Regions from separate parts of the Homo sapiens genome. Here region 1 is linked to region 2. Evidence: read pairs that join two places in POLR2A ChIA-PET (ENCODE). Cell type or tissue: GM12878. All regions are shown on one strand. Each heading gives the region's core, and the rest is flanking DNA. Links, peaks and the distances in the headings are about the cores only. Region 1 overlaps RBM47 (RNA binding motif protein 47). Region 2 has its middle 13 kb from the start of RBM47.

Evidence for each region. Peaks named below come from ENCODE experiments on the same cell type or tissue, not always from the same donor. Only the 100,000 strongest peaks of a DNase experiment are listed, where the experiment ranks them.
Region 1: POLR2A ChIA-PET joins it to region 2 with 9 read pairs; 4 of 35 experiments call an interaction of 5 or more read pairs at or near these places.

The regions. Positions count from the first base shown.
Region 1 is chr4:40,562,459-40,567,836 of GRCh38, reverse strand. All of the region lies in intron 1 of RBM47 (RNA binding motif protein 47), which reads left to right. Among named protein-coding and RNA genes, the nearest start is that of MIR4802, 63 kb to the right of the region's middle. RefSeq lists enhancers at 2,325-2,901, 5,247-5,378. In GM12878, for the core only: no CTCF peak of the experiment used is centred there; no DNase peak of the experiment used is centred there; H3K27ac peaks cover 2,389 bases.
Region 2 is chr4:40,640,218-40,645,595 of GRCh38, reverse strand. No RefSeq gene overlaps it. Among named protein-coding and RNA genes, the nearest start is that of RBM47, 13 kb to the right of the region's middle. In GM12878, for the core only: no CTCF peak of the experiment used is centred there; no DNase peak of the experiment used is centred there.

The sequences.
Region 1 (5,378 bases), core at 120-5,119, 78 kb after region 2:
TGTGATATTAGATTTGTGGCCTCTGGAAAACAGAAGCATTGGGTTTCATTTTTGTGCCTCTCTTGTTTTGCCTCATCCTGAATCATGTTGGGAACAAAATACCTTAACCTTGGTCTTGATTCTGTCAGGCTAGCCCTACATTTCTTTGGTTTTTGTGGACACTGGATTATAAATCTTTCTTCAAATGTGTATGTTGTGCTATAAACCATTATATGGGCCACCCAAAAACCATGCTTTCAATGCCTTTACAAGATCTTGGGATCAGAGACAACAGTTACTGCATGACTATTCTCTGTGCGCACTGCGTGTTACTGAATTGGTGTCTTACTAAACTGGCTTGAAGTCATGGCTGGGCTTTATGATGCTGGGCTAGATACTTAACTTTTCAAAGATACAGTTTTGTCCTCTGGAAAATGGTCATAATTATAGAATCTTTTCCACAGTATTGTGAACATTAAATGAGAGAACTTATATATAGTATGTGCAGTAATAGGCACATAATAAATGCTCGATAAATGTTAGTTGTAATGTAACAAAATCGCATTTTACAGGTAACCTCTCTGAGCTTCAGCCACTTACGTAACTTTCCTAAAATTCCGAAGTTGTTAGAAAGTGACACTGCCCGAGTTCAATGTCTCTGACTCCACTGCTCTTTTCTTGGTGTCACCGATTCATAATAATTAGATTTGGGCTCAAATCTTAATTATGTTACAATCTAACTGTGTGAACATGGATCACTATTACTTATATTCTCTGAGCCTTAGTTTCTCAGTCAATGCTAGTCTCCCTAAGTCCCTTCCCCAGCTCACACCATCTTCAGAGCAAGCCCAGGGCACAGGAACAAGGATAGAGAAAAAAAAGAGAGGATAAATGATGAAGACACAGAATGGGCCGGGCCCAGTGGCTCCTGCTTGTAATCTCAGCACTTTGGGAGGACGAGGTGGGAGGACTCATGGGAGGATAAAGAGTGGCTAAGGCATACACTCCTTATGAGGTAGCTACTGCTCTTAGCGCTTTACCCGTGTTAATTTCATTTATCATTATCCACCAGAACATAGGTAATGTGTTATGATTATCCCCTTTGTACAAATGAAGAAACTGAGCTACAGAGAGGTGAAATGGTTTGCATACACTAGTAAGTGACAGAGCTAGGATTCAAACTAAGATATCTAACTCTTTTTGTTTTGTTTTTGAGATGGAGTCTCGCTCTGTCGCCCAGCGTGGAGTGTAGTGGCGCTATCTCAGCTCACTGCAACCTCTGCCTCCCAGATTCAAGCGATTCCTCTGTCTCAGCCTCCTGAGTAGCTGGGATTACAGGCACGCGCCACCATACCCGGCTAATTTTTGTATTTTTAGTAGAGACGGAGTTTCACCACGTTGGTCAGGCTGGTCTCAAACTCCTGACCTCGTGATCCACCCACCTCAGCCTCCCAAAGTGCTGGGATTACAGGCATGAGCCACTGTGCCCAGCAGACATCTAACTCTTAACGATGTTGGCCTCAGAGGTGACTCCACAGTTCATCCCCAGCATGATACAGGGCTTTTGGTCAGTGACTTATTGTGAGAATGAGCACCCAGCTAACCTGAAGGTCAAGTCTGGGCGGTGATCCCTACCACTGACCTACTTATTCCTGAAGCAGTTCTCCTCAATAATGTGTAGCCACTTCCACCAAGTTGCTCTTTTGCTTTGTTCTTTTCTCTTGGCTCTCCCTCATTCCTCCTATTCTGTTTATTCTGTCCATCTTTTTCCTTTTTTTTTTGTTGTTGTTGAGACAGGGTCTTGCTCTGTTACCCAGGCTGGAGTGCAGTGGCACAGTCACAGTTCACTGCAGCCTTAACCTCCTGGGCTCAAGTGATCCTCCTGCCTCAGCCTCCCAAGTAGTTGAGACTTCAGGCGTGTGCCACCGCGCCGGGCTAGTTTTTTATTTTTTGTAGAGACAGGGTCTCCCTATGTTACCCAGGCTGGTCTTTCGTGGGGTCAAGCAAGCCTCCCACCTCGTTCTCCCAAAGTGCTGAAATTACAGGCATGAGCTGCTGGGTCCAGTCCATTTTGTTTCTTTATCATTTATCCTCTCTTTTTTCTCTATCTTTGTTCCTGTGCCCTGGGCTTGCTCTGAAGATGGTGTGAGCTGGGGAAGGGACTTAGGGAGACTAGCATTGACTGAGAAACTAAGGCTCAGAGAATATAAGTAGTAGTTATCCATGGTCACACAGATGGATTGTCACGGAATAAGATTTGAGCCCAAATCTTAATTCCAAAGCTTGCACTTTTCACCAGGGCTAATTGTACACATACAGCCAAACTAGTTGTTAAAATGTGGAAGTCCCTCTGTGCCTCTTAGTGGAGAGCTGCTGCTTGAAGCCTCCTATGTGTCCACCACCACCGGCCAGGCCTCCCTTGCCCCTTCCCCAGGAACCCAAGGACCTGCTCATGAGCCAGCAACTAAAGGGTTAATATCCAGCCCAGCAGAGGCATCAAGGACCCAGCTCCAGCACCAAGGTTGGCTAGCAGATGCATGTTGGTGCCCTTGAGGCTCCCCTGCTCTTAACCACACTGCTGTGTAGTATCAAGTGTCATGCTGAGTACTGCTTAACATCACTGGGGGAGTTCAGAATGAATGAGAAAATAACTTCACAGCTCATTAATGAAAATGCCATTTGGGATCAAATCAGAAACACTGTGGAAGCTTAGTTGAATTCATTGCCTCCCTTGATAAAGTACAGAATGAAGAAGGTTGCATCTGCAGACAAGGAGAAATTCTCTTTGTGTTCTCACCAAGGCTGAGGTGACTGGATAGAGTGTTTCCTTAGGCCCTGCTCAGTCCCCACGTTCACTTCCGGACCTATTCAAGACACACACAAGAGAGCCCTCCTTCTAGGCCTTCAGCCTCTGGGGCCCTTGCTCAGAAGCTCCGCCACTCCTGCTTCTGCCCCTTCCTCCCACTGAGGATCCTCGGGCCTCAGAGGACCACAAGACTGGTGTTTACTTTTAGAATGGTTTCTATTAACTTGAGCAAAAAAATAAATTTTCGGTAGGGCCTGAGGTCTTGAATATCATTTCTAATATCCTCTCTTTGAAAAAGGCTTTCTGTGTCTCAAAAAGTAACTCATAAATAAACTTTTCTTAAAGCTAGACAGTGATTTTTTTGTATTCTAAAAGGACTAAATGAGTATGTTTTACTCTTCTCCAAATTCTATTGATTCCTTCCTATTGCTTCATGTTTGATGATAAACCAACAGATGTGTTGCCTGTGCTGTTTATTTCTCCTGCTTTAAAGCCATACTTCTCCTAATCTTTGGAGATTCCCCATGTATTCCTTAGGATAGGCTAGGTGGCTGTAACATAAAGACCTCCAAATGTCACTGGCTTACCCAGTAGAAATTTATTTTTTACTTAAGTAGCTTTCCTGGGTGTGCAGCTTTCCTGGGTATGTGTGTGTGCAGGTTCGGGGGTAGCTCACCTTCATAAACTCATTTGGAGATCCAGACTGGCAGCTGCTTTGCCATTTTTATCATATGATGGCCAAGGTTGCCTGGGCATTGCCATCCCAGTCAGCCAGAAGAGGAAAGAGCCCAGAGGAGAACGTGTGGTAGATTTTTATGGGCAGGACCACGTCACATCATGATGACACACACCACTTCCTCTGCATCCACTGGCCAGAGCATAGTCAGTGGTCACACCTCACTGCAATATGGGAAGCTAGACTGTGGTCTATGCTTCCATGGAAGGTGGTGACCTCTACACCTTGTATTTTTCATAATTAAAAAAATTGTTTTTTACATTATATGAATAGAGATAGTGTCTTGCTATGTTGCCCAGGCTGGTCTTGAACTCCTGGGCTCAAGCAATTCTGCCTTGGCCTCCCAAAGTGCCGGGATTACAAGGTGTGAGCCAGCACACCTGGGCTATTTTTCATAGCTTTCTTTTTTACATTTTTGCTTAGCTTTTTAGAGACTATCATAAAATATATTTTTCATAACTTTCAAATACATTGGGCAATTGCCATTGTAAATGTGCCTTCCTGAAGGGTGTACCTAGGGCCCTACCACTGCAGTTTTGTGCTCTTTTGTCTTAATTTCAAGAAGTAGCTTTGGTAACACAGCCACACGGAAAGGGGTGTTGATTACCCCTCTGGGTGAGGTAAGCAAGCTTAGCACATGGGGAAGTAAACCCAGGCTCTGCTTAGTGGACACCACCCTCTGTGAGTATTAACCATGTGTGCAGTGGGAAAGGCCTTCCTTTGGGGCCCCCAACTGACCACTGTGTGACCTTGGGAAAGTCACCTTTCTCTCTGAATCTCAGGTTTCTTATCTAGATCAACTAGCTGATATCTAAGGTATTTTGCGGTTTTAAGAGGGCACAATTCTAAGAATGCGGGCCATGGGTCATCCTGCAGTATAATACAAGCACAGAGTTTGATTTTACCGCTTCTACAGCCATTTAATCATTTTTTTAAAGATGGGGAAAAGGAAAGAAAAGAAAGCATGATGGCATTAAAGTGTTCATTGTTTCAGTGCTATTTAGGAAGCAAAACAGATTTCTGTGGAGCTAGCCTAATTGAATGGTCAACAACCCTGAAGTAATCAACCATGCTAAAATATACTCTTTTTAAAAAAGGTATTTTATTTATTTATTTATTTATTTTGAGATGGAGTCTTGCTCTGTCGCCCAGACTGGAGTGCAGTGGCGCCATCTCGGCTCACTGCAACCTCTGCCTCCCAGATTCAAGTGATTCTCCTGCCTCAGCCTCCTGAGTAGCTGGGATTGCTAAAATATACTTTTAATTTTTAGCAAGGGCTAACAAATGCCAGTTTAATACAACACATGGGTCCCGTCATTTTGGATATTTTTAGTAGCCTGTTTACCCTGCTTTGTCATTGTACTTGACCCTTTTGGGGGTACAGCTTTTTGGAGCATAATGCTCACCTAATGACTCATCCCCTCGAGGGAATTCTTTATTGTTGCTGTCGCTTCTAAAAAATGATGCAGCTCCTGAGCAGCTATATATTATCAATGAAACAAGTTTTTGCTTCTAGGGAATAGTAGTCAGAAACAGAAAGGAAATATTTCGGCTGGGCACGGTGGCTCACGCCTGTAATCCTAATGCTTTGGGAGGCCGAGGTGGGCAGGTCACTTGAGGTCAGGAGCTAGAGAACAGCCTGGCTAACATGGTGAAACCTCGTCTCTACTAAAAATACAAAAATTAGCCGGGCGTGGTGGCGCGCACCTGTAATCCCAATTATTTGGGAGACTGAGTCAGGATAATTGCTTGAACCCCGGAGGCAGAGGTTGCAGTGAGCCGAGGTCGCACCAGTGCACTCTAGCCTGGGTGACACAAGAGTGAGACTGTCTCAAAAAAAAAAAAAAAAAAAAATAG
Region 2 (5,378 bases), core at 242-5,241:
TAGCTCACACCTGTAATCCCAGCACTTTGGGAAGCCAAGGTCGGAGGATTGCTTGAGCTCTAGGAGTTTGAGACTAGCCTGGATGTAAAACCCCATCTCTACAAAATATACAAAAATTAGCCAGGCGTGGTGATACATGCCTGTAATCCCAGCTACTTGGGAGGCTGAGGCAGGAGAATCACTTGAACTCAGGAGGTGGAGGCTGCAGTGAGCCGAGATCGAACCACTGCACTCCAGCCTGGGAGACAGAGTGAGACTGTCTCAAACAAACAAACAAACAAACAAACCCATTCTCCTTTCAAAGCTCTTAAGGACCTGGCTCCAACCCATCTTACTAGCTGCAAATCCTGCCACTTTACCACACTCCCAGTCACACCAGATACTAAATGCTTTCTAATCCCAACCCCTACCCCCACATCCGAATCTTGTCATTGTTGTTCATGTGGTTCCTCTGGCTAGAATGCCCTGCCACCCTTCATTTTCTCATTTTTAATTCCCTTGTCCAGGTTGGGAATGGTGGAGCATGTCTGCAATCCCAGTACTTTGGGAGGCCAAGGAAGGCAGATGGCTTGAGCCCAGGAGTTTGACACCAGCCTAGGCAACATAGCAAGACCCCATGTCTACAAAACATTTAAAGAAAAGTTAGTTGGGCATGGTGGCACATGCTTGTAATTCCGGCTACTTGGGAGGTTGAGACAGGCAGATTGCTTGAGTCCAGTCCGGGAGTTTGAGACTGCAGTGAGTTATGATCACACTACTGCACTCCAGCCTGGATGACAGAGTGAGACCATCTCTAAATTTTTTTTTTCTTTTTGAGACGGAGCCTCGCTCTGTCATCCAGGCTGGAGTACAGTAGCGTGATCTCTGCTCACTGCAACCTCCACTTCCAGATTCAAGTGATTCTCGTGCCTCACGCCCAGCAATGTTTTGTATTTTTTGTTGCTGTTGTTGAGACACAGTTTTACTCTGTCACCCAGGCTGGAGTGCAGTGGTGCCATCTTGGCTCACTGCAACCTCTGCCTCCCGGGTTCAAGCGATTCTCCTGCCTCAACCTCCCAAGTAGTTGAGACTACAGGCACGCACTGCCACACCCACCCTAATTTTTTAATATATTTTTAGTAGAGACTGGATTGCTCCATATTGGCCAGGCTGGTCTCAACCTCCTGACCTCAAGTGATCCACCCGCCTTGGCCTCCCAAAGTGTTGAGATTACAGACATGAGCCACCGCACCTGGCCTAAAATTTTTTCTTTCAATAAAAACATAATAATAACTCCCTGTCCAAGGCCAGGCACAGTGGCTCACGCCTGTAATCCCAACACTTTGGGAGGCTGAGGCGGGTGGATTACCCAAGCTCAGGAGTTCAGGACCAGCCTGGCCAACATGGTGAAACCCTGTCTCTACTAAAAAAATACAAAAATTAGCTGGGTATGGTGGCAGGCACCTGTAATCCCAGCTACTTGGGAGGCTGATATAGGAGAATTGCTTGAACCCAGGAGGCACAGGTTGTGGTGAGCCAAGATCGCGCCATTGCCCTCCAGCCTGGGCAAAAAGAGAGAAACTCCATCTCAAAATAATAATAATAATAATAATCCCCTGTCCAAATATTACCATCTCTAGGAATTTTCCCTTACTGTTTCCCTTTTTCCCCACAGGCACAATTAATAGATTCTTCTGGCATTTACAACCATCTCTACTGCTCCCCTCACTTTGTACTCTTGTATAGTTATACATGTGTCTGTAGTTCCAAGGTGATGGAATGGATCATGTTTCTATTTATCTGTGTATGCCCAGTGTTTGACTCTTGATAGATTATGAATACTTGTTGAACAAGTGAATGAATGGATGAATGATTGTCCTGCATGTCTAAGACACCCAATCACACCTGACTGGCTTTTATCTTCAGTTTATAGACATGCTCATCTCAAAAGGCCAGCTCTCCTTTGATCCAATGGTGATTACCCTATCACTGTTCTTCATTTCATGGCCCCATTAGTTGAGCAGTTTGTCTTGCTTGCTGTCTTCCCGCCTTCACTGCCCAGTCACTGCTCAGCCTTACCACTCCACGGAAACCACCCTTGTCAAGGGCGCCCGTTATCTCCCAGTTGCAAAACAAAATGATCGTTTTCAATCCTTGTCTTATTAACCGTTTGCCTCAGTTGACTTTGTAAACACACCTTCCTTCTTGAATCTAATTATTTCCTGGACTAACGCTTTCTTCTTAGCTTCTCCATATGCTCTTGTCCCTTTGCCAGGACACAGTTTCTGTCCCTAGTCCTATCCTCCTCTTGTTCACCCAACACTCTGGGCGATCTCTTGGCTTCAAGCCTTATCAATTCGCTGCCAAGACATCAAACTTGTGCCTACATACGGGACATTCTTCTGCCTGCTAGGTGCACCTGATGAGGCTCACTAGGCCTGTATGTGTGGGAGTTTTGAAGTTCGGGAGTTTGAAGATGAATTCAGGCACTACAGCAATGACGTCCAAAGTGGTGCCTCTGCTGCTGCTCTGATCCCTTGCTATGTGCACTAATACTGCACTCAGAACTAGTGACCTTGTTAAAACTAGCATCTGTCTGGGCACGGTGGCTCATGTTTTTAATCCCAACACTTTGGGAGACCAACGCAGGCTGATAGCTTGAGGTCAGGAGTTTGAGACCAGCCTGGCCAACATGGTGAAACCCTATTTCTAATAAAAATACAAAAATTAGCTGGGCGTGGTGGTGCACATCTGTAATCCCAGCTACTGGGGAGGCTGAGGCATGAGAATCGCTTGAACCTGGGAGGCGGTGGTTGCAGTGAGCTGAGATTGCGCCACTGCACTCCAGTCTGGGCGACAGAGCAAGGGACTCTTTCTCAAAAAAAAAAAACCCAAAAACGGCCGGGTATGGTGGCTCATGCCTGTAATCCCAGCACTTTGGGAGGCCAAGGCGGGCGGATCATGAAGTCAGGAGTTCGAGACAAGCCTGGCCAATATGGTGAAACCCTGTCTCTACTAAAAATACAAAAAGTAGCCAGGTGTGGTGACAGGCGCCTGTAGTCCCAGCTACTCGGGAGGCTGAGGCAGAAGAATCGCTTGAACCCTGGAGGCAGAGGTTGCAGTGAGCTGAGATTGTGCCACTGCACTCCAGGCTGGGCAACATAGTGAGACTCCATCTTAAAAAAAAAAAAAACCACTAGCATCTATCTGACTGGTCACTATTTTACTCAATGGCTCTGCACGCCATCAGAGCAAACGCCAAAGTCCTTACAATGGACCAGAAACCTTAGCAGGCTGTACACAGTTTGGCCCCATTATCTTCCTACCTCATTTCTTATTTCTTTTTATCTTCCTGTGTGTGTGTGTGTGTGTGTGTGTGTGTGTGTGTGTGTGTCACAGAGTTTTGCTCTGTTACCCAGGCTGGAGTGCAGTGGCACGATCTCAGCTCATTGCAACCTCTACCTCCCAGGTTCAAGCAATTCTTGTGCCTCAGCCTCCTGAGTAGCTGGGATTACAGGTGCCTGCCACCACGCCCGGCTAATTTTTGTATTTTTAGTAGAGGCGGGGTTTCACCATGCTGGCCAGGCTGGTCTCAAACTCCCAACCTCAGGGTGATCTGCCTGCCTCAGCCTCCCAAAGTGCTGGGATTACAGGAGTGAGCCACCACGCCAAGGCCTCATTTCTTATTTCTATCCACTCTGGCTACTGCAGCCCAAACCTTCCAGCTGTTCTTTCTTTTTTCTTTCTCTTTTTTTTTTTTTGAGACGGAGTCTCGCTCTGTCACCCAGGCTGGAGTGCAGTGGTACAGTAATGGATCACTGCAGGCTTGAATTCCTGGACTCCAGCACTTTCCCTCCCTTAGCCTCCCAAGCACAGCCACTGTGTTGGCTGCCAATTTTTTTAAACTGTGGCAGGATCTCACTACGTTGCCCAGGCTCCTGAACTGAGTAGCTGGGATTGCATGCATATGCCAGCATGCCCTGCTCTTCTAGCTGCTTTTTTTTTTTTTTTTTTTTTTTTGAGAGGGAGTCTCGTTCTATCGCCCAGACTGGAGTCCAATGGCACCAACTCAGCTCACTGCAACCTCTGCTTCCTGGGTTCAAGTGATTTTCCTGCCTTAGCCTCCCGGAGTAGCTGGGACTACAGGTGCCCACCACTATGCCCAGCTAATTTTTGTATTTTTAGTGGAGACGGACTTTTGCCATGTTGGCCAGACTGGTCTCAAACTCCTGACCTCAGGTGATCTGCCTGCCTTGGCCTCCCAAAGTGCTGGGATTACAGGCGTGAGCCACCGTGCCCAACCTTTCCTTTTTTTTTTTTTTTTTTTTTTTTGAGATGGAGTCTTGCTCTGTCTTCCAGGCTGGAGTGCAGTGGCACGATCTCTGCTCACTGCAAGCTCCGCCTCCTGGGTTCACTCCATTCTCCTGCCTCTGCCTCCCGAGTAGCTGGGACTACAGGCGCCCACCACCATGGCCGGCTAATTTTTTTTTTTTGTAGTTTTAGTAGAGACGGGATTTCACCATGTTAGCCAGGATGGTCTCGATCTCCTGACCTCGTGATCTGCCCGCCTCGGCCTCCCAAAGCCTTTTCTTTTCTTTTCTTTTTTTTTTTTTTTTTTGAGATGGAGTCTCGCTTTGTCGCCCAGGATGGACTGCAGTGGCACGATCTCGGCTCACTGCAAGCTCCGCCTCCCGAGTTCACGCCATTCTCCTGCCTCAGCCTCCCCAGTAGCTGGAACTACAGGCGCCCGCCACCACGCCCGGCTAATTTTTTGTGTTTTTAGTAGAGACGGGGTCTCACCGTGTTAGCCAGAATGGTCTCCATCTCCCGACCTCGTGATCCGCCCGCCTCGGCCTCCCAAAGTGCTGGGATTACAGGAGTGAGCCACCCAAAGCCTTTTCTTTTTTAACTTTAATTTTAGGTTCAGGAATACAGGTGCAGGTTTGTTAATGCAGGCAAACTCGTGTCACAGTGGTTTGGTGTATAGACCATTTTGTCACCCAGGTACTAAGCATAGTACCCAATAGTTATTTTTCCTGATCCTCTCCCATGTCCCTCCAGCAGGCTCCAGTGTCTGTTGTTCCCCTCTTAATGCCCACTGGTTCTCGTTATTTAGCTCCCATTTATAAGTGAGAACATGTAGTGTTTGGTGTTCTGTTCCTGCAGGATGTGAAGACTAAATGAAACACTGATTTAGAGTCAGATGTCTGAGTCCTGACACTGCCTTTTAGAAAGAGGCTGGTTAATCTTGGGAGAAGTCACTTTGTCTTTCCAGGTCTGTTTCCTTACCTATAAAATAAAATGATTGAACCAGAAAAGAGATGGCAGATATGTTTCTCTTTTGGTGCTAAACCTGACAGATGACTCGTGGTTTTCTGGATAATTTGTTGAGAATACCA